2 separate regions of the Homo sapiens genome follow, and region 2 is linked to region 1. Evidence: chromatin contacts called from ENCODE POLR2A ChIA-PET data. All regions are on one chromosome and are shown on one strand. Each heading gives the region's core, a stretch centred on a gene start or an enhancer-like site at or near the end of the contact. The rest is flanking DNA. Distances are from core to core; before and after follow the strand shown.

Region 1 (6,472 bases), core at 2,037-4,536:
GTGGCGCACACCCGTAATCCCAGCTACTCGGGAGGCTGTGGCAGGAGAATCTCTTGAACTTGAGAGGTGGAGGTTGCTGTGACAAAAGAGCAAGACTCCGTCTCAAAAAAAAAAACAACAAGAAAATAGGATTCTACATATTAAATCGCTACAGACACTGCTGCAGAAAGCCATTCCCTGCAGAAAAAAGAGGGCACAGTCATTTCCCCAGCCATGGAAGTTTCTTCCTTGGTGGATCCGTGGTTCTGAACTCAACTCTGGTAGCACATCAGAATACTTGAGAATATTTTAGAAAGAAAGAGTTGCATAATAGCCCTAAACTGGAAACACAAAAATTAGGGCCGGGCGCAGTGACTCACGCCTGTAATCCCAGCACTTTGGAAGGCCAAGGCAGGCGGATCACGAAGTCAGGAGTTCAAGACCAGCCTGGCCAATATGGTGAAACCCCATCTCTACTAAAAATACAAAAAAAAAAAAAAAAAAAATAGCCAGGTGTGGTGGCGCACGCCTGTAATCCCAGCTACTTGGGAGGCTGAGGCAGGAGAATCACTTGAACCAGGGAGGTGAAGGTTGCAGTGAGCAGAGATCGCACCACTGCACTCCAGCCTGGGCAACAGAGTGAGACTCGTCTCAAAAGAAAAACAAATTTTGGTACATCCATCCATGCAACAGAATAGTAACAACTACCAATACACCCATGACTGAATCTCCAAAACATTATGCTGAGTGAAAGAAGCCAGACATCAGGAGATGTCCAGCATGATTCCATTCATATGAAACTCCAGAGCAAGCAAAACCAACCTATACAGACAATGCAGATTAGTGGATGTCTGGGGCTGGAGAGGGAGGTGGAAATTGACTGGGAAGAGAGAGAAGGAATGCTTTGGGGTGATGGAAATGTGGCCATCCAGTCCACCAGCCGGTGCACTCCAGCCTGGGTGACAAAGGGAGACTCTGTCTCAAAAAAAAAAAAAAAATGTCAGGTGTGGTGGCTCATGCCTATAATCCCAGCACTTTGGGAGGCCAAGGGGGGAGTATCGCTTGAGCCAGGAGTTCAAGATTAGCCTGGGCAATAAAGGGTAACCCCATCTCTACAAAAAATACAAAAATTAGCTGAGTGTGGTGGCATGCGCCTATAGCGCTAGCTACTTGGGGGACTGAGGTGGGAGAGTCACTTGAGCCTGAAAGATCGAGCCTGCAATGAGTTTTGATCATGCCACTGCACTCCAGCCTGGGTGACAGAGTGAGACCCTGTCTCAAAAAAATATATGGGCAGATGCCAAGTTACAGCCTGTGCAGCATAGTGAAACCCTGTCTCTAAATAATAATAAAAATAATATAGATGCTCAGGCTTCACCAGAGACCAATTATCAAATTATCTGGGCTGGGGTCTGGCCATCAGTATTACTTGAAAGTTCTCCAAGTGGTGGGCTGGGCACGGTGGCTCACGCCTGTAATCCCAGCAGTTTGGGAGGCTGAGGTGGGCAGATCACAAGGTCAGGCGTTCGAGACCAGCGTGACCAACATTGTGAAACCCCATCTCTACTAAAAATACAAAAATTAGTCAGGTGTAGTGGCGCGTGCCTGTAATCCCAGTTACTCAGGAGGCTGAGGCAGGAGAATTACTTGAACCCAGGAGGTGGAGGTTGCAGCGAGCTGAGACCATGCCACTGCACTCTAGCCTGGGCAACAGAGTGAGACTCTGCCTCAAAAACAGAAAAGAAAAGAAAAGAAAGTTCTTCAAGTGGTAATTTTTTGTAGCCAGGGATGTAGGGATGTGAACCACAGGACCCTCCCTGTTCTCAAGGTATAGGGATGAGGTTAGAGAATACCTGTGCACTTCTCTGTCCCTTCCTGGAAGAAGAGAGAAGAGTATCTAAAGGAGGGTGAGAATGGGGGCAGGTGGGGCAATTTATCCAACTCCCTGCCCAAGAGGTCAGAGACTTCAGATCGCACCTTACTTTCCTCCTTCTTAACTCTTCCCCTTGGCTACTAGGGCTCCAGGTGGGGTCCTCTGGCCTAGAGGGAAGAAAAGGCTTAGGGTTTGGCAGTTGGAGCTGAAGACTATTCCCTCCCTCTCTCTACCCAGCCTCTCTGGGTGTACCTGGGAGCCCATGTCCTCCAAAGCTCAGGCTGTGGTAGGGTGCCAAGCACAAGCTCCCTGTAGTAACTCCAAGAGGGGGACAGGTCTCTGGGGATGTCCTTCACAGGACAGGCAAGGGCCCTGGCTGGCCACCCACAGCCGGGACCCCAGGAGATCCAGCAGGTACTGTAGCTGGAACACAGCAGTTCCCATAGATGGTCCCTCCTCAAACCCAATCACAGACAGCTCCAACCTGGAGCAGCCTAGAGTCTCAGCAGGACACACAGTAGGGACAAAGTGACCTGGTATCTATGGGTAAGGGCATGAGTCCAAGTCCCCACTCCCAAGATTTCTTATCTGTGTCCTGGAACAAACCCCTTCAGTTCTCTGGGCCTCAGTTTCCTCATCTGTAAATAGGGCTCTGGATAATCCCAACCGTAAGGCCTGACACTATCCCATGCTGTACTTATGTGCAAGCTAGAAAAAGACACTCAGCTGGGCACAGTGGCTCATGCCTGTAATCCCAGCTCTTTGAGAGGCCAAGGCAGGAAGATCACTTGAGCCCAGGTGTCCAAAACCAGCCTGGGCAACACAGCGACACCCCATATCTACAAAAAAAAAAAAAAAAAAAAAAAGGTCGGGCACGGTGGCTCACGCCTGTAATCCCAGCACTTTGGGAGGTTGAGGCAGGTGGATCACGAGGTCAAGAGATCGAGAACATCCTGGCCAACATGGTGAAACCCTGTCTCTACTAAAAATACAAAAATTAGCTGGGCATGGTGGCACATGCCTGTAGTCCCAGCTACTCGGGAGGCTGAGGCAGAAGAATTGCTTCAACCCAGGACGCAGAGGTTGCAGTGAGCAGAGATCACGCCACTGCACTCCAGCTGGCAACAGAGCAACACTGTGTCTCAAAAAAAAAAAAAAAAAATTAGCCATTAGCTATTTGTGGTGTCACGTGTATGTGGTCCCAGCTACTCTGGAGGCTGAGGTGGGAGGATTGCTTGAGCCTAAAAGGTCAAGACTGCAGTGAGCTGTGATTGTGCCACTGCACTCCAGCGTAGGGGACAGAGCAAGACCCTGTCTCAAAAAAAAGAAAATAAAAAGACCTTCCTTAAGTTCCTTCTACCTTCTAAGTCTTGATTTTATTAGAACAAGATACTTTACTGCCATCTGCCGCAAGTTGGCAAATATGCAAATCTACAATATCCAGCCTGTGAATATAGTACTGTCTTTGTAGATGTGGGATCCTTGTGCAGTGTACAACATTCACATCCATACATGGTGGTCCTATCTATCTTATAGGATTGGTGTACAGAGTAAATAAGCTAACATACTTAAAGCATTTAAACCAATACCTGGCACAGAGTAAACACTATTTACATGCAGCTGTAGTCATCATCATCATTTGTTATTATATACCTCCCTATTCTAGGTGTTGGAGACAGCAGTGAGCAAAATATATCTGTCAAGGCTAGGGGCTGGGTCAGGAGATAGTCCCACTACTTCCTCCCCGCAACATATTCATATGGTCACACAGCAGCCCTCACACATGGAGACCACTGAATTCTCTCAAAACCTGCAACTGCAGAAAGAAGCGAATGCAATACTCACTGAGAGATCATCTGGGGTGTAGAGGGTGTCATCATTTTTGTTTTCCTACAGTTCAGGGGTAAGGAGGAGAATCAGATCTTGGAGGGAAAGAGGCTGACCCTTCCTCAAACACACCCCCTACCACGCCCCATCAATTGGCCCACCCCGTCTGCTGGCTCTGCTCCCCACTCGCTGGTATCTTCAGAGGGCTGCAAGGAAGTAAAAAGGCTCCCTCCAGCAGAGGGGCGGGCGTTCCTAGGCCCTCCCAGGGCTGTACAAGCAGGAGGATGATCCACAGAAGCAACATGGGCACCTTGCTCACTCCCAGGCCTTCTCTGGTGCTTGGCCTGGGGTTCTGGAAGAGAGAGGTACAGGAAGGGGGAGCAGACTGGAAGGCTGAAGTGGATGAGGGGAACTCCCCCGCCACCCCTCATCCCATCCCCTGCTTGCTCCACTCAAGCCACAGATAATTCAGGGAGTGTGCCCATAGAGGCTGGGGAAAGATGGTGACCCCAAAGTCAGGAGGGCTTAGGTCAGAGCGCTCCCTGACTCCCAAGCTCAGGGACGATACGAGACTTAGCAAATGTGTGAAGATCAATCTGGAGAGACGAGAGAACCTGAACTCCCCTGCCCAACAGGCCCTTAAGACAGTGCAGGCTAGGCCAACCGCTGTGGCTCACACCTGTAATCCCAGAACCTTGGGAGGCCGAGGTGGGCGGATCACTTGAGGTAAGGAGTTCAAGACCAGCCTGGCCAACACGATGGAACCCTGTCTCTACTAAAAAATACAAAAATTAGTGGCCAGGCACAGTGGCTCACACTTGTAATCCCAGCACTTTGGGAGGCCGAGGCAAGTGGATCACTTGAGGTCAGGAGTTCAAGACTAGTCTGCCCAGCATAGTGAAACCCTGTCTCTACTAATAAATACAAAAATTAGCTGGGCATGGTGGTGCATGCCTTTAATCCCAGCTACTTGGAAGGCTGATGCAGGAGAATTGCTTGAACCCAGGAAGCTGACGTTGCAGTGAGCTGAGATCAAGCCACTGCCCTCCAGTCTGGGCGACAGAGCGATACTCCATCTCAAAAAAAAAAAAGAAAAATTATTAGTCAAGCATAGTGGTGGAGGCCCGTGATCTGGGCTACTCAGGAGTCTGAAGCAGGAGAATCTGTAATCTCAGCTACTCCAGAGTCTGAAGCAGGACAATCACTTGAACCGGGGAGGTGGAGGTTGCAGTGAGCTCAGATTGCATCACTGCATTCCAGCCTGGGTGACACAGACTCTATCTCAATTTAAAAAAAAAAAAAGAAAAAGTACAGGTAGAATGTGTGCATCCTCTCATCTGCCTGTGTCTTCATTGGAAAACACCTGTGCTAGCCTTTATCTGTGTCTGCAAGTGAATATTTGAGGTCTCTGCTCTATTTATTTTATTTTATTTATTTATTTTTGAGACAGAGTTTATTTATTTATTTATTTTTGAGACAGAGTCTTGCTCTGGCGCCCAGCCTAGGGTGCAGTGGCGACATCTCAGCTCACTGCAACCTCCGCCTCCCGGGTTCAAGCGGTTCTCCTGCCTCAGCCTCCCTTGTGGCTGGGATACAGGCACCTGCCACCATGCCCAGCTGATTTTTGTATTTTTAGTAAAGGCGGGGTTTCACCATGTTGGCCAGGCTGGTCTTGAACCCTGGGCTCGAGTGATCCTGCTGCCTTGGCCTCCCAAAGTGCTGGGATTATAGGTGTGAGCCACTGCACCTGGCCTCTGTCTCAAGTATTTTGGAAACATCATGCCTGCCTTTATCTCTTTTTTGTCTGAGGGTTGGCCTCTCTGCCTCTAAATCTGTCACTGGGCTTGTTTTGGGGGTCCATCTCTTGACTGTCCTGGTCTCTCCCTTTTCTCCTCCTCTTCTCCCTTGGCCTTTCATCTTTCTCTTCTTCTCCACTTGTGCCTACATTTCTTTGGGCTGTGTCTGTGTCCCTCCCGGTCAGCCTCTGGGTACTTCCTTCCTCCCTCCCAACAGCCCCCTCCCCCCTCACCCTTTTAGAGCTGGACTCCGGGCTGGCTTTTCCCTCTGGCCCCAGACCTGCCCTCCAGTGTCTCCCTGTCTCCACCCTCTTTGGCAAGGTGCACCACGACGCCCTTTTGAACCCTGGATCCCAGACCCTGTACTGCCAGAGAAACTGAGGCAACTGTGGGCTCCCTCTAGCTCTGAGAGAGGAACCTCTTCGCTGGGGAGACTCTTGATGGGGTGAGACGCAGGGACATCTGCCGGGGAACCAGAGGACAACCCAATCCTGGGGTTCCTCAGGTGGGGTTGGGGGGCTGGGGATGGAGAATTCTGTGGGGAGGAGGCTTAAGTGGAGGGTGATTTGGGGGAGAGGAAAAAGATGACTGGGAGATTCTGGAGAAAGAGATTCTAGGGGCTGGGCGCGGTGGCTCACGCCTGTAATCCCAGCACTTTGGGAGGCTGAGATGAGTGGATCATTTGATGTCAGGAGTTCGAGACCAGTCTGGCCAATATGGTGAAACCCCGTCTCTACTACAAATACAAAAATTAGCCGGGCGTGGTGGTGCATGCCTGTAATCTCAGCTACTCAAGAGGCTGAGGCAGGAGAATCGCTTTAACCGGGGAGGCAGAGGTTGCAGTGAGCAGAGATCATGCCACTGCACTCCAGCCTGGGCGACAGAGCAGGACTCTGTCTCAAAAAAAAGAAAAAAAAAAAACAAAAAACAGAGAGATTCGGCCGGGCGTGGTGGCTCACGCCTGTAATCCCAGGACTCTGGGAGGCTGAGGCGGATC
Region 2 (6,638 bases), core at 3,971-6,470, about 10 Mb before region 1:
CTGGGCATGATGGCATGTGCCTATAGTCCCAGCTACTTAGGAGGCTGAGGCGGGAGGATAGCTTGATCCCAGGAGGAGGAGGTTGCAGCGAGCTGAGATCGCACCACTGTACTCCAGCCGGGATGACAGAGCCAGACTCTGTCAAAAAAAAGAAAGAGAGACAGGGTCTTGCTATGTTGCCAAGGCTGGTCTCAAATTCCTGGCCTCAAGCAATCCTTCTGCCTCCACCTCCTGAGTAGCTGGGACTAGATAGAGATGCCCGCCATGGCGTCCGGAAGTCAGGACCTTTGCACTTGCCCCGCCTCTGCCTTCACAGCTCTTCTCACTGCCCTCAGCCTAGGTAACTCCCCTACTTCCTGCCCACACAGCTCCAAAGGTCTCTTGTGAAGCAAAGCCAGGCCGCAGCTCGCTGACCACACAGAATCCCCATTCTCTCAACACCATGGCCCTCTTCCTCACTGGGCTTAGGACAGCTGCAAATTCTTTCCCCATTTAAAAAAAAATCGAGATACGGCCAGGCGCGGTGGCTCACACCTGTAATCTCAGCATTTTGTGAGGCTGAAGCAGGCAGATCACTCGAGATCAGGAGTTCGAGACCAGCCTGGCCAACATGGTGAAACCCTGTCTCTACTAAAAATACAAAAATCAGCGGGGCATAGTGGCGGGCGCCTATAATCCCAGCTACTCGGGAGGCTGAGGCAGGAGAATCGCTTGAACCTGGGAAATGGAGGGTGCAGTGAGCCAAGATCGCGCCATTTTTGTGACTGTCACAAAAAAAAAGAGATACAATTCACATACCATAAAATTGACCCTTTTACAGTGAACAATTCAGCGTTCTTTAGTACATTCATGATGTTGTGCAACCATTACTACTATCGAATTCCAGGACCTTTCTTTTTTTTTTTTTTTTTTTTTTTAAGAGATGAGGTTTCACTATGTGGCCCGGGCTGGATTCGAACTCCTGGGTTCAAATGATCCTCCTACCTCAGTCTCCCAAGTAGCTGGGACTACAAGCATGTGCCGTGTCCAGCTGTAGGCTTTTTCATGAACCCAAAAGAAGCTCTGAATGCTGCCGGGCATGGTAGCTCACACCTGTAATCCTAGCACTTTGGAAGGCTGGGGTAGTGGATCACCTGAGGCCAGGAGTTCGAGACCATCCTGACCAACATGTAAAAACCCCGTCTCTACTAAAAGTACAAAAATTAGCCAGGTGTGGTGGCACACGCCTGTAATCCCAGCTACTCAGGAAGCTGAGGCAGGAGAATCGCCTGAACTTGGGAGGCAGAGGTTGCAGTAAGCCGAGATCACCCCATTGCACTCCAGCCTGGGCGACAGAGTGAGACTCCATCTCAAAAAATAAAAAAAGAACCTATGCATTCATGAGCAGTCACTCCCCATCCCACCAGCCCCTACTCTAGGCAACCACTAATCTTTCTGTCTCCATGGATCTGCCTATTCAAGATACTCTATCAACATGGAATCATACAACACGTGGCCTCCTGTGTCTGGCTTCTTTCACTTGGTGTCATGTTTTCAAGGTCCATCCCTGTGGCAGCATGTAGCAGGACGTCATTATTTTTTAAGGCCCGGTAATATTCCACTACATAGACCACACTTTATTTCTCAGTTGATGGGCATTTGGCCCGTTTCTGTTTTCCGGCTATCATGAATAATGTTGCAGTGAACATCCGTGTCCAGGTATTAGTGTGAAGGACTACTGCAATTTGTATGTTGCACCTTCTCCCCCACAGGGCTGGGAGCTTCATGGAGGGGGTGGACAAGTCTGTCCTGTTCACCAGTGTCCCCAGCATTCAGCACAATTCTTGAGACATACCAGCCGTTCAACATACGCTTGCTAAGAAAAGGCTCCTGATTCTCCAGCCCTAATTCCTGTGGCTAAATTACTACCAGTGCCCCAAGCCTGCATCTCCCCTCTGTCCTCTGGCTCGTCTCTGGGGTCCTGCAGTGACGGGACGATCTCTTTCCTTCCCCAACCCCCATCATCAAATCCCTTTGCAAATCCTGACAGTTTTTCCTTCAAGTTGTATCCCAGGCTGGGTGCAGTGGCTCACGCTTATAATGCCAGCACTTTGGGAGGCCAAGGCGGGCAGATCACTTGAGGTTGGGAGTTCGAGACCAGCCTGGCCAACATGGGGAAACCCTGCGTCTACTAAAAATACAAAAATTAGCCAAGCGTGGTGGCGGGTGCCTGTAATCCCAGCTACCGGGGAGGCTGAGGCACGAGAATTGCTTGAACCTGGGAGGCGGAGGTTGCAGTGAGGTATGATCGTGCCACTGCACTCCAACCTGGGCAACAGAGACTGTCTCGGAAAAAAAAATGTATCACCAACCCATTTCTCACCAGTCCCTTCTCACCCTGTTAAGCCAGCACCATCTCTCACCCAGAGGCCTGCAACACCCTCCTAATTTGGTTCCCTGCTTCCATGGCTACCTCTAGAATCTGTTCTCACAGCAGCCAGAGGAATTATCTTAAAACATCAATCGGTCACATCCCTCCCCTGCTCAAAATATTCTCATGCAGACAAAGGCCAAAGTGCTCACCATGGCCCAGAAAGCCTTTCCCGATCCTGTTCCCACTCCCCTCCACACCCGCCCTCTCTCCCCTTCACTCCCACAGCTTCAGCCACACTGACCTTCTCCCTCTCGCTCGAACACATGTCAAGCATGCCGCAACCTCAGGACCTCTGAATGCACCTCCCTGTGCCAGGACCCCTTTCCTCCAAAATCCACAGGGCTTGCTCCACTCAGATATGACTTCCTCCACGAGGCCTACTGAGTACCCTCTCCATCCTAGTCCCTCTCCCGACCATTTCCTCCTTATTTTTCTTCACAGAACCAGTCAGGTCCTGAGGTTGTATATCAGGGTGTTCCCTGTGCATATGTTCTGTCTTCCTCGGGGAAGGGAGCTCCCAAGGACAGGAGTTTCTTTTTCTTTTTTTTTATTTTTGGAGACGGAGTTTCACTCTTGTTGCCCAGCCTGGAGTGCAATGGTGTGAATCTCGGCTCATTGCAACCTCTGCCTCCCGGGTTCAAGCGATTCTCCTGCCTCAGCCTCCTGAGTAGCTGGGATTACAGGCACCCACCACCACACCTGGCTAATTTTTGTATTTTTAGTAGAGATGGAGTTTCACCATGTTGGCCAGGTTGGTCTTGAACTCCTGACCTCAGGTGATCCGCCTACCTCGGCCCCCCAAAGTGCTGGGATGACAGGCATGAGCCACCATGACCAGCAAGAACAGGAATTTCTGTTCACTATTGTCACCCCAGTACCTAGAACAGGGCCTGGACAACACTAGAGCAATCAAAAAGTATTTGTCAAGTGAATGAATGAATAAATGAGCCTTCAGAGGCAAGACACTGTTATGAATGAAGTTTGCAGACAAGAAAACGTCCTGAAAGAGGTTAAACAACTCGTGGAGGGTCACATCCCTGGTGGGTAACAGAGGCAGCCCCCGTCTGCTAACAGTGGCTCCCAGCTCCTCCACAACCCCCATAGCCCCGCCCCTTATCATAACAAGTGATCATTTCTCCTCCAACTGATACTCAACTGTTTCCACCCTCCTGTTCCCTGAGCACCTATTACATGCCAGATCCTTCCATAACAGTTAAATTCTAAAACAACAACCATCACTGGGTACTTTACAGGGCTGCTGTTCAGAGCCAACGGAGTAAAAACAATAGCCAAGTTCCATCTGGGGCCTGGAACGAGTGAAAGGCCTGAGGGGCATTGTCACAAGCCCCTCAGGAAGATACTATCAGCAGTCTCTCTTGACAGATGAGGAAACCGAGAGGTGAAGTCCCTCATTCAAGGTCACACAGCCAGGGAGTGGCAGTGCTCAAACGCAAACCCAAGTCTGGCTGACCCCAGAGCCCATGCGGATGCAGCCTCTGAAGACTCCTGGCAGCTCCAATCACCCACAGCCATTCCCAGGAGTTGAGAGCTGACTTGCCGCCAGGATTCCCATCGTCACGACAACTCTTCCTGGCAGGGACCACCGTCCCCATATTACTGTGGTCAAATAGAAAAGGGCTCAGATCCCTGCCTGTCCTGCTGCCTGACCCCTGACCTCTCTCTGGGATTAGACTTCCCCTATTCCCAGCTTTCCAGATATCTACCCCTCAAGCACTTCAGAACCCAACGCCTTCCTTGAGGTCTGGGCGCTCCTTCTTCTACCCTTTCCCCAATCCCCTACTCTAATGTCCTCTTCTTTCCTGGCCCCCCGTTCCCTGTCACAGGTTCTCCCAAGACCTTACACCGACAGCTCTTTTCCTCTGTGTTCCTTGGGTCCCTCCTTTCCCCTCAGCTGCCCCTCTAGCCCCCTCCACACTGCCTTCCATGTCTTCTAGGCAATCTCCCACCCTGAAGCCCCTCTATCCTTCACCAGGGTGTCCTTATAGTCTCCCCGTCCCATCATCTCCCTGCCCCAAACTCATGGACTTTCAACCACTCTCAGGCCTCCTCTATACCACTGGCCAGGAGCCTCGGTGACCTATCTAACCCCTTTCCCCTGTATGACACCCCCTATCCCAGGTCCTCAAGCCCTGCTTCATTAGGCTTCCGGCATTCCACTTCCTCCAGGTCCCCTCTGGCCTCTTCCCATTCCATCGCTCCACAGGGCACCCCCGCCATACACTTCTTTCACTTCTTCTCTACATTGGGAATCCCTCTAACCCCATCGTTTGTAAGATCCCCCAGCTTTTCAGTCTTTCCCAGGGGACACCTCTATGCTCCCATCCCCGGGACCTCACTGGCTTCCTCCCCTTTCAAGCCCTCCCGGACCCCTCTAGCTACTCCGTGTCGTCACCTCAAGAGGCACTCTATGACACCCCAAGCCCCTACGTGCCCCCCACTCTAAAGTTCTTCCTGGGGCCCATCTATGCTGTCCCTATACGGCCGCAGAGGCTTTTGATCCCCCGGGTCCCTCTGTGATCCCCAAACCCCTCAATTTCACGCTCCCCCCTCCCCCGCGTCTCCAGTGTCCCCCGGCCGCGCGCTCACAGTTCCGGATGTCGGAGATGAACACCGCGAGCCCCCGCATCCCATCGCCCTTGGACACGGCCGGCATGATGGCGGTGGTGTCGGCTCCAGGCCTGGCCGGACAGGGCACAGAGCAGCGGGGGCTGGCAAGCGGGGACCGGGCGGAAAGGACCCCAGGCAGCGCCAAGGAGCCGAGCCGGCCGCGGGGAGGGCTGGCTGGCGGGCGGGCGGGCGGGCTGGCAGGCCGTGGCACCGCCCCCTGCCCCTCCCCTCCGCCCGCGGTCCGGAGCTCTGAGCCGCCCACTGGCTTGAGCTCCTGCCGCTCACAGGCGGGTTTCTCCCCCACTTCCTCTCTCATTGGCCGCCAAGCAAAGGCACGACGCTACGATTGGCCCAGTGTTCCGCTATTTCCGTTTGGGAGCTGGGGAGGGGGGGGAGGAGGCGTTGCCCGAGAGACGGGCGGGGTTCGATTGCGTATCATGGGCCCGCCCCCTCCGCGCGGCCAGGTCAAACACTGATTGGATCTAGCGGCTCTCCAAGGAGGAAGGGAGGGACGTGAAGGAAGGCGGGGAACGGTCCTAGGAGGCGGGACTTAGGTTGACTGGGACCAATGAACGGGTAGACCTGCCCCGCAGGCGTCGCGGATTGGCGAGATCTGTCCTACTTCAGCCCTCCATTGGGCGGCTGTGGGGCGGGCGGAAGGCGAAGATCAGTAGAGAAGGAAAGAGGGGAGGGTGTCACTCCGCTCGGCTGGGATAGGTGGAGCGACGCCTGCAATTCCCTGCTGCAGAGAAGGGGTTGGGCGAGGCAAGAGAGCGTGCGGTGTTTACTGCGCAAGCGTCTCCGTGTTCCCTTTCTCCCTCCACTGTCACCCCCGACTGCTGAAATCCTCTTCTAGGAAGCCTTCCTCCCCTCCCCCCTTCTCTGCAGCCAACGTGTCGGGACTTGAGTTGTCAGGAGACCTAGAATCTCAGAGTGAAAAACAGTAATTCAAGGCTAGTCCCATTAAGCAGAAGTTAAAACTTAGGTCGAGAGGGCGAATGACTTGCCCAGGGCCACACAGCTTGGAAGTGAAAAAGCAGAAATAAACGTAAACCGTATCTTGGCTTACTTTTCAATATATGTTGCCTTTTTTTTTTTGTCCAACCGCAGTGTCTCTCGGGCAGCCTCCATTGTAGCAGATATCAAACCAAAATTGATTGTCTCCTCCAGACTGGGAACTCCTTCTGGGCAAGAATGGGACCTGGCCTTGAACAGTTTCAACAACATTTGTTAAAAGAAGAAATAGGTGAATCTGCTTTGGCCCAGCCCCAGCCTCCATCCCCAACCCCCAGCTCCCCAGAGACTCTTTGGTAAACTGGCTTTGGGGAAGGCAAAACGGCCAGAACTCCCAACGCCCCAGGAGATTGAGAAATTTGGGACAAAGGGAACTGGAAGAGTCCATTTCTGTCACCTGTAGGAACAAAACTCCACCCCATCAGCCTTTTCTAATCTCAGAAGCCAAGAATTCCTGGAATGAGCCTTGGGGGTGTGTTCTGGACCTTTGGAATGGCCATTCTGAATCCTGGGAGATGGAAAGGAGGTTGAGAAGAGCCCACCTTCCAGGCTCAATGGATGCGTCCATTTGGGTTTCCAGGAA

Evidence for each region. ChIA-PET counts read pairs that join two places held with the same protein, here RNA polymerase II (POLR2A).
Region 2: POLR2A ChIA-PET joins it to region 1 with 10 read pairs in WTC11. The contact joins the promoter of AP2A1 here to the enhancer-like site in region 1. POLR2A ChIA-PET finds 5 or more read pairs at or near these places in 2 of 52 experiments (A549 and WTC11).

The regions. Positions count from the first base shown.
Region 1 is chr19:39,437,210-39,443,681 of GRCh38, reverse strand. No RefSeq gene overlaps it. Among named protein-coding and RNA genes, the nearest start is that of RPS16, 4.5 kb to the right of the region's middle. RefSeq lists an enhancer at 5,528-6,296. Within about 2 kb of position 3,286, at least 2 of the 41 ENCODE cell types and tissues checked have a DNase peak (open chromatin) inside an H3K27ac peak, as active enhancers do.
Region 2 is chr19:49,765,583-49,772,220 of GRCh38, reverse strand. It overlaps AP2A1 (adaptor related protein complex 2 subunit alpha 1), which reads right to left and starts at 5,220. Exons shown (of 23, transcript NM_130787.3): 1 at 5,021-5,220. The coding sequence starts at 5,087. RefSeq lists enhancers at 1-816, 4,756-5,524, 5,578-6,555 and a silencer at 5,086-5,665.